Linked DNA regions of Homo sapiens: region 1 is linked to region 2. A link is a loop called in an ENCODE intact Hi-C map of the cell type or tissue named here. Cell type or tissue: mesothelial cell of epicardium. All regions are shown on one strand. Links, peaks and the distances in the headings refer to the core of each region. The heading gives the core; the rest is flanking DNA.

What was found. Peaks named below come from ENCODE experiments on the same cell type or tissue, not always from the same donor. Only the 100,000 strongest peaks of a DNase experiment are listed, where the experiment ranks them.
Region 1: it touches region 2 in a loop (4-fold over the local background); 10 of 110 quality-filtered maps call a loop at or near these places.

The regions. Positions count from the first base shown.
Region 1 is chr20:17,552,648-17,562,255 of GRCh38, forward strand. It overlaps a transcript of BFSP1 not described here. Among named protein-coding and RNA genes, the nearest start is that of DSTN, 13 kb to the right of the region's middle. RefSeq lists an enhancer at 4,589-5,304. In mesothelial cell of epicardium, for the core only: no CTCF peak of the experiment used is centred there; a DNase peak (open chromatin) is centred at 4,464.
Region 2 is chr20:17,599,851-17,609,458 of GRCh38, forward strand. DSTN (destrin, actin depolymerizing factor) reads left to right here. Exons shown (of 4, transcript NM_006870.4): 2 at 888-1,195; 3 at 4,705-4,781; 4 at 7,187-9,608. The coding sequence ends at 7,296. Among named protein-coding and RNA genes, the nearest start is that of DSTN, 35 kb to the left of the region's middle. RefSeq lists an enhancer at 2,648-3,149. In mesothelial cell of epicardium, for the core only: no CTCF peak of the experiment used is centred there; no DNase peak of the experiment used is centred there.

The sequences.
Region 1 (9,608 bases), core at 1,043-9,042, 47 kb before region 2:
AATGAGGAGTGATAGAATTCTATATATATTTTGAGGGTAGAACCAACAGAATGTACTGATGTGGGATGTGAAAGAGAAGAGACAAGGATAAAATCTGAAGCTGGAAGGATGAAATTGACATTTACAAGATGGGGAAGACTGGAAGTGAAGCAGATTTGGGGGAAAAATATCAAGATTTCTGTTTTAATTATGAGAAGTTGAGATGTCTATGAAACATCCAAGGGCAAGTGTTGAATAGACAGTTGCATCTACAAGTCAGAAATCTGGAGAGAGGTCAAGGACAGACATAAATTTGGGAACCAACAGCAGAGAGAAGATATTTAAAGTCATGAAACTGAATCAGAAAACTAAGGGAATTAGTGCAGAGAGTAAAGAGAAGAAGTCTAAGAACTTAGTATGCATGGGGACTCTGGAGATCAGCGGTTAGGAGATGAAGAGGAACCAGCAAAGGAGCCTGAAAAGGACCAGATAGGTAGGTGGAAAATCAGGAAGAGTGTGTGGGATTCCGGAAGCCAAGTAAGTAAAGTGTTTCAAAGTGAAGAGAAGATATGACTGACTATGTTGTATGAGATGAGGACTAAGAATTGGCCATTGGATTTAGCAATGTGACGTTCCATGGTCATATGAGTAAAAGCAGTTTCAGGAAAGTGGTGGGGAAGAAACTATGAGGATGAAATGCCAAACTCAACAAGAACAACTAAAATCCATGGAATAAAATTCACAGGGTAGACAAAAAAACAAAAACAAAAATCCTCAATGAAAGAACAATTACTTCAATCAACAACTTCAACAAATATTTAGTGTTTATCATCTATGTGCCAAGTGACATTCGAAAAATTCATTGGCAATTCAGTGATGAAGAAAACAAAGTACCTATACTTATGGAGCAGATATTCTATTAGGGTTAAAGAGACAGTAAACAACTAAACAAATATACAGTGTGTCAGTTGCTGATAAGTGCTTCAAAAATCATACAGAACAGAAAGAGGATAGACAGTGGAGGCAAGTGGGGTGGCAAACTACTTTAGATAAGGTGATCATCAAGGCCTTTCGGATTTATTAGTAGAGAGCTCATCTTATACCAGTTAGAATTGGGATCTTTGAAAAGACCTGTTAAAAATATATAAACATATATATATATATATATACACACACACACACACACACACACACACACATATATATATATACACATATATATACATATATATACACATATATATACATATATATATATACACACATATATATTTCTGATGGCAAGTCTGAGTAAATACAAGAGAAGTCACAATTTAATTATCTTTGGCACAAAGATAATTAAACTACAGTTGCAGATGGCATATTTTTAGCATTAGGGAATAGAAACTATTATGTACAGTATTATGTCCCCCAAATTTAAAATCTACATAAAATGCATGATTTTCTAGAAAAAAAGACAAAGTGCCAAAGTTGACTCAAGAAATAGAAAACTTGAGAAGAACAAAAGAAAATATAAAAATTAGTTTAAGGCTGACTTTGTTAGATTTATGTTTAAGATCAGGTCTAAGGACCTGCTGGTTTCTCAGGCCAATACTATCAAAGCTTTAAGGTACAGGTAAGTCTTGCCTTATATAACTTGTTCAGAGAAAAGGCAAAGAAGGAAATAGTCCCAATTTATTCTTTATTTTGTGTTTTCACAAACACAAAACCAAAATAAAACATAGGCCTTCCTTGTGAAAATAAATGTAAAGATCCTAAGTAAATGACTAATAAACCATATCTAGCAGTAGTTCCAGAGAACACACCTCAAGCCCGAGCAGAATGTATCATAGAAGGCCACAATTGTTTGGCATTAGCGAATCCATTAATATAATTTACTACATTAACAAATTAAAGGAGGGGAACACCTAGTTAATGAAACTAAATACCCACCACTGATGAAAAGTCTTACAAAAATAAGACAAGAAATTTATTTGACATATTAAAGGATATCTGCCAGAAGCCTAACAGAAAGAGCAGAACAGATGATGGAATATTAGATGCTTTTCCACCAAAGTCAGGAACAAGATAAGGATCGCCACCAGTCAGCATTATGCTTCCAAACCTAACCCATGCAATGACAAGAATTAGAAATTAGTTATAAAAATTAGAAACAAAGAAATAGAACTCTCATTTGTTGCTTATATCTCATTCCCATAACGTCTAAGAAAATTAAGAGGAAAAGTATTAGAATTAATGAGGGCTCAGTAAGATGGCTGGCTATAAGACTAATAAACAAAATCAAATGTTTGTCTTTAATAAACAATAATGAATTATAATTAACTAAAAATCACAAAATACCTTGAAATAATCTAATTAAGCCATGCATAGACTCTACATGAAGAAAAGTAGGCCAGGTGCAGTGGCTCATGCCTGTAATCCCAGCACTTTGGGAGGCCGAGGTGGGAGAATCACATCAGCCCAGGAGTTTGAAACCAGCCTGGTCAACAAAGTGAGAACCTGTCTCTACAAAAAATTAAAACAAATTAGCCAGGCATGGTGGTGCATGCCTGTGGTCCCAGCTACATGGGAGGCTGTGGCAGGAGGATCTCTTGAGGCTGCAGTGAGCTGTGTTCGTGCTGTTGCGCTCCAGCCTGGGTGACAGAGTGAGATCCTATCTCACAAAAAAAAAAAAAAAAAAAAAAAGAATAGTACAAAGTTTTACTGAGAGTCACAAAGGAATGCCCAAACAATTACAGAAACATGGCCGGCAGTGGTGGTTCATGCCTGTAATCCCAGCACTGTAGGAGGCCAAGGTGGGCAGATCACCTGAGGTCAGGAGTTGGACACCAGCCTGACCAACATTGTGATGTCCTGTCTCTACTAAAAATAGAAAAATTAGCCAGGCATGGTGGCCCACACCAGTAATCCCAGATACTTGGGAGGCTGAGGCATGAGAATCGCTTGAACCCGGGAGGCAGAGGTTGCAGTAAGCTGAGATTGTGCCACTGCACTCCAGCCTGGGCAACAGAATGAGACCCTGTCTCAAAAAACAAAACAAAATAAACAAACAAAACAATAAGAATTACAGAAACATGCCATGTTCACAGGTGAAAAGAATCAATATTGTAAAGATAATGGATTCCCCACAAATTGATGATTAAAAACTGTGCAATACCAATCAAATACCATCAAGATTTTTAAATAGAACTTCACAAGAAGATTGTCAAATTCATATGAAAGAGAAAATGTATAAGGATAACTAAGGACAATTTTTACAAGAAGAACAAGGGCCCATCAAATATTTAAAATATACAATAGAGCCAGAGTAATGAAAAAGGTGATATTTGTATAAGAATGAAGAAATCAGTGGAGAGAATAGAGCAAGCAATAGACCCATGTTGGTCCATTTCTACATGGGAATGGAATAGATGGTAAAAATGACATTTTATACCAATGGGAAAGGATAAGCTAGTTAGACAAAAAGTTTTGGGGAAAATGGATATATATTTGAGAAAAAATAAAGTTAGGTATCTCACAATATATAAAACTAATTCCAAATGAAATCTTGGTGGTAGAAAGGCTTTCTTAAGCAAAATTTAAAATACAATCATCAGCCGGGTGCAGTGGCTCGTGCCTGTAACCCCAGCACTTTTGGAGGCCAAGGCGAGAGGACTGCTTGAGGCCAGGAATTTGAGACCAGCCTGGGCAACATAGCAAGACTCTACAAAAAAATACAATAGTTAGCTGGGCATGGTGGTGTGTGCCTGTATTCCCAGCTACTTGGGAGACTGAGGTGGAAGGATCTCTTGAACCCAGGAGTTTGAGGATGCAGTGAGTTAATGATCACACCACTGCACTCCAGCTTGGGTGACAGACTGACAGCCTATCTCTAAAAAAGAAAAAATTAAAAATAATAATAAAAAAACACAGGAACACAAAACTATCTATTACTATCTATTGATCTATCTATCTATCGTGTGTGTAAATAAGCAAAACCTGGAAGGACAGACTTTGTTCTGCACATTTTAAACCAGTAGTAGAGCTTAAATTTGGTGAGGAGGGAAAGAATTGCAGGGGAGTGAAGGTGACATTTTTCTACCCAGAGTTTTTTTTTTAATAAGAAGACATTCCCAGATAATTTATATAATTAAATTTTTTAAAACGACCTCTTTATTATTATATAAATATGTGGCAGGAAAATTAATAGGGAACATTTATTTTCTTTCTTAGACATTTTCAACATTTTTTTCCCCTGATAAATCTGTATTTTTTTAATAGCCAGAAAAAATGCACCAAAGTGGTTTCCCTTCTGAAATTATTTTTAATGGTGTTTGGCTCACAGCAGAATGATCCAGGCCCATCCGTGTCCTGGCTCAGGGCCCAGGCTCTCTCCCTGGCAGCCAGCGAGGTGATCTTGCCAGAGCTATCCCAACTGCTGCCTCCCTGGCTGCCAGCATCACCTTGGCTACCTGCAGAGACACTCCTGCCACTGCCTCACTGGTGGGGAGAGCTCCCTCCTGTTGCAACACTGATTAATATAAGATGAGTGGAAAAGCAAAGGGAGGGCAAATACAGAGGGCCAGGCCGTGCAAAGGAGAAGTCCGTTTCTGCAGCATTGATACCAGGTCCCACGTCAATCTCTCTGAATAATCTGGCCCTCGCAGTTTCTCTTTGGAGAAATTTGAGATACGCTTCCCAGCAGCTGGGTCAAAGGGCCTTTGAATACAGCGCCTCATTGCATATCCCTTCCCACCTGCACTGGTGTTGCAGACCATGGGGGGCACCTCATCTCTCCCCTACCTCAAGGGGGCTTCTCTGCAGGAGCTTACAGAATGGCTTTAGCTTTCTCTGCCCCCCTATGTCCCCTACAACGTATTCTAGTGACTCAGTCCTGGGCCCTCCTGGCTCAAGGGAAGTCCATATATCCATGAGTGGTTGTAGGAGGGTTGCCGGCATGACCCAGCTAACTTACTGAATCACCTTTTCAGATTTGGTGCCTTCTTCCAGGTCTCTTGCCTGGGACCTTCATGCGCCTAACAGTCTCTTTTGCTGTTTTATTTGAAGCATAGAATTGTAGCCTGAGTCTTTCCTCAGTTTATTTTGTGATTGATCCTCCTTACCAAGTGTTTATCGTGGTTCCAGTGTGTGTGTTGGGGGGTGATTCTAAAGAACACTGCTTGTGAGTCACGCTGCTCTGTTAATAAACCTGTTATGCAGGAAAACCCAGCTGAAAGGCAGATCCAAGCTGCTCACTCCCAGCTGTTAGTAAGTGGATACAATGGCCTTTTCATTGGGTATGAATTTTAGTCTATTATATTTTCTTTAGAAACTAAAATCAGCTCATGAGAAGTTAAAGTAATGCTGACTTTGTTTCATAAGAAATAAAAACTCGACTCAGGAGGACCCCAGCCATTATTTGTGGCTCACATTCTCTAAACTTCATCTGAAAAGCTGATATTCCAGATTCCTTACATCTCTCCAAGATGGCTAGCATCTTATACACACAAAGATGGGGGGGGGTTTTACTCAGCAAGAAAAATATTTATTTTCCTTTTTTTTTTTAGGAGAAAAATACTTGTCTCTTCAACCTCATTAATTTTTATGATGCGTAAAATTTTTTCATTACATTAGCCAAAAAGACTCTGGACTGAATAAAGTATAGCACCCAAACCATTTAAAATGGCTTCCTGACTGGGAAGACACTGCAGTCATCTCAGGGAAGTTTCTGGCCTTGGGAAAAACAAATGGAACTTTGGCCGTTCAAGAAGGGAAACTCAAGAATCCAGGCCTTGCGTGCTGCTCTTTTTTCTCTGAAAGCTTTTGGAAGTGGAGCCACACTTTATTTACCGAATATGCACTTCTTGTTTCTTGTAACCATGGTGCTTTAGTTGAGTGTGTCTTATGTCAGACTACTACTGAGCCAATATTTATCATTTTAGAAATTTCCATGAGTCATAAAACAAATGTGCAACCCGCTTGCTGTACCTTCTACGGGAGTTTCTTTCCTAGAGTTCTTTAAAGCAAAAAGAAAAAATGCTAAACCTAGAATCCAACACTTGCCGTTTATCAGAACACTTACATACTTTCTCCAGCATGGAGGCTCCTTCTGTGAAATTTGAAAATCCATTCAGCTCACATCCAAGGTGTGCTGCCTGCTGCCTGAGGTACCCTGCCTACCCAGGACTCCAAAACCCTCTCCAGAGGGCCAGGTCTGGGCTGAGAAAGAAAGGAGGCTTTAGAGGTTTGCAGAGAGGAAGTGACTCACTGGCTCAAGGGGTGGGAGGGAAGGCTTTCCACAGGATAGAGAATATAAATGAGCAAGCAATTCCTTCCACTTCCAGCATGGAAAATTTTACTAGGGGACCACCTCTTAATGACTGGGCCTGAATTTAGTGACCACTCACCTCCACTCCCCCTTCCAAAAAGAAGAGTAAAGAAAAAAAAAAAAGCAGGACCAATTGCAAGATGTGATGTTGTTTGCCTCATTTACACGTAAGGATGTTGAAGCTAATGCTGTTTGATCTCTTGTGTCAATCAGCTCCCTTTGCCCAGACATGGATAGTTGGGAGAACCACATTAAGTCTACAATCTAGAAAACTACAGCAATTTATTGCTTTTGCCATTAAAAAACAACAACAACAACAACAACAAAAACAAGTCCTCTAGAGCCCTGTTTTGTCTAGAGCCCAAGGCCTAGAGTTTATAAATCAAAATTTAAGAGACTGCGTTAGTATTACTAGAACAGGATACTTCACGAATTGCTAAGACTGTGCCAGGCACTCAGTATCTCTTCTGTGGAGTGCAAGCATCACCTTTTAGAGTTAAAAGGGTCAAATTAGTCAACATCTTGAGTTTACAGGTGAGGACAAGGAGTCCCAAAGGGGTGCACCTTGCAGAGGTCCTATGGCTACTTAACAGTAGGGCTAGGCAAGACTAGAATTTGTGTCATCCAGAGCACGAGTCCCCACCCCTGGGCCATGAACCAGTATTGGTCTGTGGCCTGTTAGGAATGCGGCGAGTGAGCATGACCACCTGAGCTCCACCTCCTGTCAGATCAGCGGCGGCATTAGATTCTCATAGGAGTGGGAACCCTATTGTGGACTGTGCATGCAATGAATCTAGGTTGCACGCTCCTTGTGAGAATCTAACTAATGCCAGATGATCTGAGATGGAACAGTTTCATCCTGAAACCAATCCCCCGCCAACCATCCCCCTGCCACCCCGTCTGTGGAAAAATTGTCTTCCACAAAACCAGTCCTTGATGCCAAAAATGTTGGGGACCTCTTATCTAGAGTCAAATACCTCACCGAAGGACTGGCAGTGGAAATATTGGAGCAAAACAGTTACAGTAAAAGGCACTCAAATTTCAAATCATGACCATTGGCCTTTGGCTATCTGTTTTTGGTGTTTGTTTTCCTTGAATACAACTCAGAGTTCCCTCATCAGGAAGAGCTGGGTTTCTTTGGCTGAACCATCATTTGACATCCCTCCTGCTACCCCCGAGAAGACAGGAAAATTAGGAGGTAAGCCAGAGCAGACCCCAAAGAAAATAAAAAAACAGGGAGGAAACCCATTACATATCTACATCTATCTTATGTATCTTGGTCCATAGGGTCTAATTTTTTTTGGTAGGACATCAGGCATTCTCTTCCTCCAAATATCCAACTTTGAATAAACCCTCCAGCCATCTCTTCCATATTCATATTTGCCAACATAAGTGACGAATGATGTCATTAACAAACACTCACTTCCTTCCTCTGTGGATGCTCCACTCATCAAAGATCCAGTAACATCTCCCTGGTGTGATCTGCTGCACCAGGTAGGATCCTGAGAATTCCCAAGGGAACTTGGGCCAAGTTTATCTTGGCATTTCTGTTTTCACTTGTGATCTCCTTATTCATCTTCATATTCCTGGTAGCTAACATGGCCGCAGCTGGCACACAGTAGGACCTCAGGAAACATCCTCAAATCTAAATGAAAAAATGTTCAGTTAGATTTGACAGTGGCTTCCCATTGTGAATATAAACAAGTTGCCCACCTGCATGCACTGGTATCACCTCCATATCCCAGCAGGGCTTCAGCACTGCCCTGACATTACCTGGCAGCCTCTGGGGTGGGCGCTTTGCTGGTTCTGAGTTTTTCCTGCCCTGTAGTTGCAGCGGGTGAGGCAGAAGTCTGCAGGGAATAATGGGACGAGCTGGGGAAAAATGAGTCCCAACCAGAGAGCTTGCCACAACCAGCCCATTGCTGTCTGTGACATGCTTTTTCCTCCTCTGACTGTCACTTTCCTCCCTTTCTTAACCACCGTGTGAAACAGTCCTTTCATTTTTTCTAAAGTGACTTATTCTGAGCTTTTAGAAAAACTCTCTTGTTTTTACATGTTAAGGTTTACTGTGAAATTTCTAGTCTCTTCATTCCTATCCTTCATGATTTTATGACTTGTGATTACACTCAATCCTACATGCTGAAGAGTCTGAACTCATTTCATCTATCCTTAAAAAAATGCTTGATTTCCTTGTTTTCCCCTTTCTGAATATTTTGTGGTTCATTTTTCTTTCTCCGGAAGTACAACAACCGGATCAGAAGTGTAAAAAGAATGTATCATGGAGGTTGGGCATGGTGGCTCATGCCTGTAATCCCAGCACTTTGGGAAGCCAAGGCAGGCAGATCACGAGGTGAGGAGATGGAGGCCATCCTGGCTAACACAGTGAAACCCCGTCTGTACTAAAAATACAAAAAAATTAGCTGGGCGTAGTAGTGGGTGCCTGTAATCCCAGCTACTCGGGAGGCTGAGGCAGGAGAATCGCTTGGACCCGGGAGGTAGAGGTTGCAGCGAGCCCAGATCGCACCACTGCACTCCAGCCCAGGCAACAGAGCGAAACTCCGCCTCAAAGAAAAAAAAAAAAAGAATGTATCATGCTTATGAAAAATGGAAGACAACTTGGAGAGATCCCCAGGATATAGTGCTGAATGAATGAATAAAAACAGGCTGCATTTCTGCATGTATTGTTCAGACCGTTTGTGTTTTACAAAATGCTATATTTTATAAAGTTCTGAAAGGCTCTGTGTTGATGAGAGGTGTGATGCCCACTCTGACCTTGATGTGTGTATGTGTGTATGCAAGGAACCGTGGGACTGTTCATTTATCCTTGCACTGGATTTGCTTTTTAGAACATTTCCCAAAAACTTTCTTGAAATATTTAATTTATTAGATGGGCTTCAGGGCAGTTCATGAGCTCCCTAAGGTTATAGGCCAAGCTTTGTGAGTAGAAACAAATGTCCGTCTTTCTAGAGAGAGGTTTTATACTTTTTTTTAATTTGTTTTGTTTTGAGATGGAGTCTTACACTGTCACCCAGGCTGGAGTATGACGGCGCGATCTCGGCTCACTGCAACCTCTGCCTCCTGGGTTCATGCGATTATCCTGCCTCAGCTTCCCAAGTAGCTGGGATTACAAGCGCACACTACCACATCTGGCTAATTTTTTGTATTTTTAGTAGAGATGGGGTTTCACTATGTTGGCCAGACTGGTCTCGAACTCCTGACCTCGTGATCGGTCCGCCTCGGTCTCCCAAAGTGCTGGGATTAGAGGCATGAGCCACCGCGCCCGGAGGATTTATACTTTTTATAAGAATCCCAGGCCGGGAGC
Region 2 (9,608 bases), core at 495-8,494:
CTGGCAGAGCCTCCTGGGCATCTCTTGTTGGGCTTTATAATTCTTGCTTTAGAAAAGCTAACATGCAAAACAAAGTAGTTAATGAGGCATTAACAATTATGGATATAATAAAGTTAATGTAAATAGCACATTCCTCAAGATGAAAAAATTAAAAACTGGTTTAAGATCTTGTGCTATCAAGATTTTGTTTAACTGTCCTTCAGCCCAGAATAGCAAGTATAACATAGCGAAAGGTAATTTTTCTGGTCAGTATAATCCCTAATTAAGCTACCCTCTTTATTATAGCAGTAGACATTTTCTTATTTATTCTAATCTTAGTTTAAAATTTGGAATTTTTAAGTGAAATTTTAATGGCAAGTGTGACTAATACTGAATATTGATCACATAATTTTGAAATGTGAGTAGAGCAAAGACCTCTTAATAAATCTTTTTTTTTATTAGAGAAAGAGATGCTGTAGGGATGGAAATTTCCCAGTCTAGCAGCTATGACCAGCTACTGTGTATTACAAAAGGAATTTTAGGTATCATGAATATACACACTGGGAAGATGATCTGCCTGTAGTCAAGGCTCTAAGCAACCTGTATAAGAAGAAAATAACCCAGCACCTTAGGAAACACTTCTTTTAAGGTTCTAGGGTAGGAGAGGCTGCTATAGTTGAATGTTTCCTTACCCCTGTGCAGTAGTGAGGAATGGCATATATTTGTGATCTTTTAAAAAGTTTGATGTCTAAAATTAGTAGTGATTACAGCTCAAATTTCTAGTTTTTTAATTAGATGATATACCTTTAAAATGTTAAATATATGCCAATCTATAAGCAGAATTTATTATTTTATGTTTGGCACAATAAAAATTGTAAGTCTTTTTCTCATGTATTTTCTCATCATAGGCCTCAGGAGTGCAAGTAGCTGATGAAGTATGTCGCATTTTTTATGACATGAAAGTTCGTAAATGCTCCACACCAGAAGAAATCAAGAAAAGAAAGAAGGCTGTCATTTTTTGTCTCAGTGCAGACAAAAAGTGCATCATTGTAGAAGAAGGCAAAGAGATCTTGGTTGGAGATGTTGGTGTAACCATAACTGATCCTTTCAAGCATTTTGTGGGAATGCTTCCTGAAAAAGATTGTCGCTATGCTTTGTATGATGCAAGCTTTGAAACAAAAGAATCCAGAAAAGAAGAGTTGATGTTTTTTTTGTGGTAAGCATGTTAGAAATATTGAGCCTCTGTAAAACTCATTTTGTTAGCACTCGGGAAGACCAGTTCCAGCACCAAAGTAATTTTTATTCAAACTATTTGCAGTTGTTGTCATTTAATTTTTATTTACAGGTTTCATAATGTTACCAGGGCTGATGTTTATGGGACCCAAACTAAATTTTGACTATTTTCTATCTACTTGTTATGTGACTCTCCGTTTTTGTTTTTTTTTTCAATGGGGAAAGGACAGGAGGCATCCTCTGAATGTACTGCTTTTATAGGCTAAAATTTCCTACTACTTTTAACTTTCTTACTTATAAGCCAAAACCCTACTTTTCCAACGAGCCATGCCAGGAACCAGCCTTCTATCTACTCTTTTAAATTACACCCCTTCCTTGTGCCTCTGTGGTCTACTACTTTTGAAGAAATTGGTACCATTCCCTCCCTGCTATAATTTGCTCTACAGTTGCACTGTTTAGTAGTGTAGTCACTAGCCACATGTGGCTATTTAAATTATTTAAAATTAAAAATTCAGTTTGTTAGCTGAATGAATTACCACATTTCAAATGCTCAGTAGCCACATCTGACTAGTGGCCACCTTATTGAGTAGCACAGATACAGAACATTTCCATCATTGCAGAAAACTCTGTTGGGCAGTGTTACTCTTAGATAGTGAAACAGGGCTATAAAGTTATTTTTATGGCCTTTTTCTTGAAATGTTGTTTAGTTATTCTGGTCTTTTCAGGCAAGTCGGTATTTGAGATGAAGCTTTAGAAAAAAGTTACACCTGGATCCCTCATTTATTGAATATTATACTGCATTCCTTGATATGGCCAGGAGTAGAATTCTTTAGTTTCTAAGGGGAGGGAGAAATGGTAACACTACCTGATTTTTTTCTTTTTTTTTTTTTTAGAGGGGCAAGGATTCTCTTGATACTTTGGCCTGAGTCAGGGCAAGGCAGGGAGGGACTTAGCTTTTAGCTATGTGCCATCAATAGCTTGGAGTGTAAAAGGGATATGGGAGTAGGAGATGCAGAGGATTGTGGTTTAAAAAGGAAGATAACTCGAGGTCACACCTCACTTGTATTTCAGTAAGCTTTTACTGCACTTGATTAAACCAAGTTGCTGTGAGGAATGCAAATATGAGGTCAGGGTGCACGTATTCAGGCAGCTTAGAGTCCATTGAAGCTGGTACATAAGACTGAAAATTAACAAGGATTTGAATGAAGGTGCATTTACTGAACTTTATTTCTACTACACGCCAGCTATTGTGCGAGGGCCTGGGAAAACAGCTGTGAATAAAACAGGTTAAGTCCTTCCTCTTCTGGCATTCACAGCTGAGTGGCAGACAGGCCAGCTAATGGTTTAGGCTTTTAAATTGGTCGGTATTTCCTTAATTTGCAGGTATTTTTTCTGCTTTTTATGTATTTTGTAATTATGAAAAGTATGCATTCTTATTTTTTTAAATGTGGAAAATAATAGAAGAAAAGGAAATTTAGTGTTAGTGCAGTGGTTTATTTTGCACTGTTACACTGTTACTTAAGAAAAGGTAGAACCTTATTAAAGGCATTTTCTATAACAAGCTCCGCCCATGGCCCAGGGAGCAGCTCTTAAAGTAGTTTAACAATTTGGTTAGAATAAAAGCAGAACAGCTGATGCTTTTTTATGTTTCTGACCTATTTTCATAACAAAAGTACCCACTCTGCTGGGCGCAGTGACTCATGCCTGTAATCTCAGCACTTTGGGAGGTGGAGGTGGGCAGATCACGAGGTCAAGAGATCGAGACCATCCTGGCCAACCAACATGGTGCAACCCCATCTCTACTAAAATTAACTGGGCATAGTGGCACACGCCTGCAGTTCCAGCTACTCGGGAGGCTGAGGCAGGAGAATCGCTTGAATCTGGGAGGCAGAGGTTGCAGTGAGCTGAGATCACGCCACTGCACTCCAGCCTGGGTGACAGAGCGAGACTCCGCCTCAAAAAAATAAAAAATAAAAAGTACCCACCCTGTAGCTCAAACATCTGCCAGTCCTGAGGTTGTGATGGCTCTGCCTCCTTCCCTGGACCTTAGGATTGGGAGGAATAAGCCTCTGAGAGACAGACTGCCCTTTTTCCCAAGAATGGAATCTCTGCTCACTAGGGTAAGGGGTACACTAGGTGAGGTCCACATGCCAGTGCTCATGGCTGTTGAATGTCCTGGAAATATGGCAGCTAAATGGAATTATTAAATGCTCAGAAGTATTTAGCTATACCGTAATATCTTAATGACCTCCAGTAGGCTCTTGGAAACTACAGCTTTAAGCAAAACAACATACACCAGGTCCTCAAATAACGTCATTTCTTTCAATGTAGTTTTGTTATAACATTGAGAAAAAAAAATACTGGTTTTGGTATATGTCATTTTGTTTTAAGTCACAGGCTCCAAGAACTGATTGACAATGTTAAGTGTGGACTTACTGTACTGCATCTTCTCTGTGATATTTTAGCAGTGTGGCATGGAGGTGGGCCTATGGGTTGGCGTACAGAGGAAAGAAGGACCTCCGTGCAAGCAGTCTGAGTGGGAGGGTTTCTGTCCGTTACTAATCATCCTTATTCTTCAGTGTTGCTGCTGAAGGTGCTGTGACACATATGCTGTGCTTCTAACACGCTTCCCTTCAAGAGGGAGAACGTGCTCCAATGTTATAAATATAAAAAGATAGTAATAATATTGACAGTTAAGACATAATTATTGGTGAGTTGCCATTTAGAAATCTTTAGAATCATGAGATTATACAAGTGGATTTAATATTTTTTTCCAGAGAATTATTGAAACGTGGATGCCCAGATCTGTAATTAAACATGTATTGTTATGTTAGACTAAGAAAACAAGTACCTGTGGGATCAAAACCTGCTATTGGAATAGATGAAGGGACTGGGGAAGTCTAAGAAAAGGACTTTTATTTGTAATTTATTCTTTTTTGTCCTTTTTTTTAAGTTTTTGATTTATTCTTTTTTAGAAAACAATCTGAAGCAAAGGTGCCAAAATATTAGCATTTAATTCTGGGTCACACGTACTTACGGATTATTCTCTGTACTTTTATGTATTTTAAAACTTTTTTCCAACTAGAAAAACTGTCAAAAACCTTGTGTAAATATTAGCCTGAATCCAATCCCTTATTAATAATAATGAAAAATATTCTGAAGAAAAAGAATTGGGTTATACAGTGAAGTACTCAGTGTTGGTTCTTTCATTATGGCGACTGTAATCTGATTTTTAATTGGTGATTGTCTTTTGCCACCAGTGGTTCTCTTCTTTTTTCCCACCCTGGTCAACCTGAGTGATTCTGCATATGCCTATCTGTAGCATTTCCTCTCTGAGCTGCTGGGGAGGTAGAAAAAATGTGCAGTTAAGAAAAAATATCTCAGGAGAGTCTGAGGATTCTCAGCAAATGTTTACACAAGCAAATGTTTAACAAGTTGCAAGTTATACTTTCTCTAAACCACTTTTTTCATTTTTGGCATCTTTCTATCTAGGGCACCAGAACTAGCACCTCTGAAAAGTAAAATGATCTATGCAAGCTCCAAGGATGCAATTAAAAAGAAATTTCAAGGTATGTTCTAGATGACCTCTGAATATGTAGAGGTATGGTGAACACTCAGAATGGGGCAGCACCTTTTCTGAGAAGCACCTTATTTTTTTGCAGAGCTTCGGGCACAAGGGAGAAGTGTTACTTGTTTTGAGAAAAGCAGAAGACTGAATTTGACTTTCCATGTATCTTCTGCTTTGTGCTGGTTGCTCTGGGTCTGCCCAGCCTGTGTTTAATAACTATACCCTTGACATTGTCTATATATATCGTTTATTCAGGCTGGTTTTAAACTAGTTTGAGGTGCTACCAGTTTTCTCATGTAGGAGGTGGAGACTGATTGTTTAACATTGGACATAATAGTAAATTTGCTCTTGCCTTTGAATGTAGTTGTTATAATAAAGTTGCAAAAAGGAAATGTACCTAAATGAGAAAGGATGCTCTTTTCTCCAGCTTTACTGTTGAATGGCATGATTTTAGGTAATTAATTCATCTGTGTCCCAAGGAAAGTGCACCCACTCCTGAGCTGGTCAGTTGTATTTGACTTGCCACTGGGTGATTGGGATCCTGATGAGATGGCCTGGCCAGACTTCAGCCAGGAGAAAATGTTGGTATGATGGAAAGAACGTGCATGGGGCAAGTGCCCAAAGGCCTGCACTGAGGGCGAAGCCTGTCTAACTGCTGTGTGGCCTTGGCCAGAACTGCTTAACCTCCATGGGCCTTGATTCTCTCAGCTGTAGAAGGGGAGACTTGGTCTCATGTGTGAGTTTTAGTTTAAGAGTTTGCCCTGCCACCTTCCTGCCATGGCTGTTTCCAAACAGCTGAGTGAGCCAAGGTCACAAGGGCTTGGCCTGATGTTGATTTTGTTTTGTTTGTTTTACTGTCACTGGTTTTTATATTTTCATGGTAGAACAGGTTTGCCCTAGCCTGTTTTACTTAGTTCGGAAAAAAAAATTCTTGCTTCCTTTCCCGAGCCTTGCTGCTGCATAGTTTATTGCTGGGTCAGGTTCTTCGTGCATTTGGTTTGATGTTTGGCAACCCCCAGAAGTGTGTCACTGGGTTGCTAACTGACACTTTTAAATCCTTTAGCTTCAACACTTTCCCAGCCCAACCAAAAGGTTCACAGTGGATTCCTTATTATCTTTATTCTGCATTGCCTTTCAGTAAAGGGAATTGCTTTGCACACTTGATTTGGTGATACTAAAAGATAGTGGCCGGCTGGGTGTGGTGGCTCATGCCTGTAATCCCAGCACTTTGGGAGGCTAAGACAGGTGGATCACCTGAGGTCAGGAGTTCGAGACCAGCCTGACCAACATGGTGAAACCCTGTCTCTACTAAAAATACAAAAAAAAAATTAGCCGGGCGTGGTGGCACATGCCTGTAATCCCAGCTACTTGGGAGGCTGAAGCAGGAAGAATGCTTGAACCCAAGAGGCAGAGGTTGCAGTGAGCTGAGATCGCACCATTGCACTCCAGCCAGGGCAATAAGAGCAAAACTCTGTCTCAAAAAAAAAAAAAAGATAGTGACCATGCTGCCTTTTTTCTAATGAAAGCATCCACTGTCTTTCTCAGATCAGTCCTGAGTAGTTCAAAAGCTGACCTGCTGTGCTTTCAGCAGCTTGAGAAATAATGGTCTTTAAATGATGGGAATAACCATGCAGCTATTTAAAAGACAGTGGCCATTTACAGAGAAGCTACTGTATGTAATCCATAATTGAGCTCGTTTTTGCATTGTGGTAGTGTAATTGTTCTAAGAAAGCAATCAGTAACATATTTCACATAGTTTTCATTGTGATCGATTTCATAAATGTGTAGTGTAATACCATTGAAGAGCCAGCTGTTTACTTTTCAATACAGTTGACAAAATCAACTGTGCAATCAAAAATCATTTGTATTTTTATGTTTTAAAAACCAAGAAAATTTTCTTACTAGACCTGCCTTTTAGCTTTTTAGCAAAGTACAACATATCTTTAGAAAAGTGTATGTCACAAATTATTGTAGAATGTGTTGAATTTTTCAGAGTGAACATAATGGTTATTTCTTAATCTAATGACCAGCACCCCAGAAGCCTCCCTGGTGCTGTTCCCTTCAATTCATAGCACTTCTGCCTGCCCCTTCCTCCTCAAAGTAGCCAGCACCCTGGCTTCTAACAGCGTAAGTTAGCGTGGGCTGATTTTGTATGCTATACCTATATATATAATAGAATATATGCATTTTAAATCTGGATTCTTTCAGTGAATGCTGTTTGTGAGGCCCATCTATCTTGATGCATGTAGTTACAATTATTTTTTCTCGTTACTGTGTAGTATTCCGTGTTTGTATATACCCCAGTTTATCCAGATTAGAACTGGTCTTTTAAAAGTTTGGTTATCTTAGAGAAAGAGGTAAACTGCTGCCATAATTGTAAATAGAAGTGTTGTTTTTTCTCTCTAGGCATAAAACATGAATGTCAAGCAAATGGACCAGAAGATCTCAATCGGGCTTGTATTGCTGAAAAGTTAGGTGGATCCTTAATTGTAGCCTTTGAAGGATGCCCTGTGTAGATTATTCAGTGCCACAAATTGAAAGCTTCCATGTTTAATGTTATCCTCTTGCTATATAAATAAAGCAAATATATTTAGGCCAGGGTCTCACTGAGGGGGAGCTGTCTTGTCATCTTTTAGAGTAAACTATTCTATAAACATATGCAAACAGCCCTAAATAAATCTAAAGTCTAAAGTTTTATTGATGTGAAATTAAATTCTTATTGGCCAAATGCCTGTTTTGATGAGTTGATTTATAAAGATTTTTGTTAAGCTCAGGATTTTAAATTACACAGTTCACAAACAGTAAAGGCCATGTGAAGAGAATTATTACATCTTTATTAACCTCAGCATTTACTTTGTTTCTTTTGCTTAGGAAATTGCTCATAATCTGGTTATAATTTTGGTCCAAATTCTTTATTCTTCCTTGAGCTAAGCAGAATAATGGAATATAATATGTCTTCATAATATAACAACACTAATACACTAATAGTAAGATTAAGTTAGGCAGTCTTCTACCAAATGTGTAATGGAGATTGCCTCAAAATTGTGTCCACATAATCCACGCTCATCTTGCAAAGCGCTATTTCAGGCACATCATTGGAATACAGGAAGTAGCCCTGCACCTGCCAGTGAGCTCGCCATTCACTGATTGGAAGAGTGACCTGGCATCTTGGAAATCATTGTGTGTCTTCAGGAGAATGTGCAGTGTCTTGTAACAACTAATTATAATGCAAATTAGGGCTACATTGTAATCTGCTTTGTTAATGAAAATGATAAAACAGAATATTGACAAGCTAGGACACCTGTGGTATCTTTAATTGTATCTCCTTCAGAAGTTTGCTTCTTATGGTATAATAAAGTATGGAAGAATATTGAGTATATGTTTACTCTGGGCCTGGGAGAACTTAACTTTCTAGAGCAGTTTGTTGACTTGTGTGCAATGGGGAGAGGTACCATGATGACACTCACAGGGAGCCACTGTTCACTGACACTTGGAAGCGGTCATTGTTAATATCACGGGCGTAACACTTTGAACGATATAGAGATGCACAAACAGTTGAACTTAGAAGTAGCAGTATTGGCTTTATGTAATAAAGGAAGCATTTTTGACTTACCTCTCGTGTAATTTTCATGTGTGAATTGGGAATACAGGATTTTGCCTTCCATATGGGGTAAGGCATTGAGGTTTGGGTATTTCCAATAATTAAGAGTTAAGGTTGGCTGAGTGTGGTGGCTCACTCCTGTAATCCCAGCATTTTGGGAGGCCGAGGCAAGAGGATAGTTTGAGGCCAGGAGTTTGACAATCAGCGTGGGCAACATAGTGGGATCTCATCTACTAAAAATAAACAAAATTAGCCGGGTGTGGTGGTGCACGTCAGTAGTCCCAGCTACTTTGGATGCTGAGGTGGGAGGATCACTTGAGCCCAGGAGGTGAGCTGAGATCGTGCCACTGTACTCCAGCCTGGATGACAGAGCAAGACCTTGTCTCAAAAAAAAAAAAAAAAGTCACAACTCCCTCTGGTGAATAAGAAAGTTGGTGTAAAAGTTGGGAACGTTTTCAATGTTTATTACACTATAAGTGTAATAAATATTATACAAAATTATAAATTCACATTTAAAATTTAGAAAATAGAGAAAAGGGAAATTATACATTGTCCTACCACATGCCATCACATGGTTAGCATTTTGATACACAGCTGTGCATTATTACATGTCAAAGACTGCATATACTATGGTGGTCCCATACAATTATAATGTATTTTCTACTGTAATTAGATACACAAATACCATTGTGTTACAGTTGCCGACAGTATTCAGTATAGTAACGTGCTGTCCAGGTTTGTGGTCTAGGAGTAATAGGCTCTACCATACAGCCTAGGTGTGTAGTAGGCTATGCCACTAGGTTTAAGTGCAGTCTAGGGTGGGGAACATTTTAATGTTGATCCACATGCCAGGTGTTTGTGAGACAAGATTATGCTTTAATCAAAATATTTTGGAATTGTCTAGAAAATAGTGCTGGCTGCTTGTCATTCATCCTGAATTGCTTGTTTCTTTACTTTGTAGCAATGCTTTTAGTGTGGGTTTTGTTTTTTGAGACAGGGTCTCACTCTTTCCCCCAGGCTAGAGTGCAGTGGTGCAATCATAACTCACTGCATCCTTGAACTCTTGGGCTCCAGCAAGCCTCCTGCCTTGGCCTCCTAAAGTGCTGTGATTACAGGTGTGAGCCACTGTGTCCTGCTAGTGATTGTGATTAACAGGCCTCCAGGGAAGTGCCATAAGCCCAAGACTGCCGTACTCAAAAGTCAGCCATGTAGGTAAAGCAAGATATT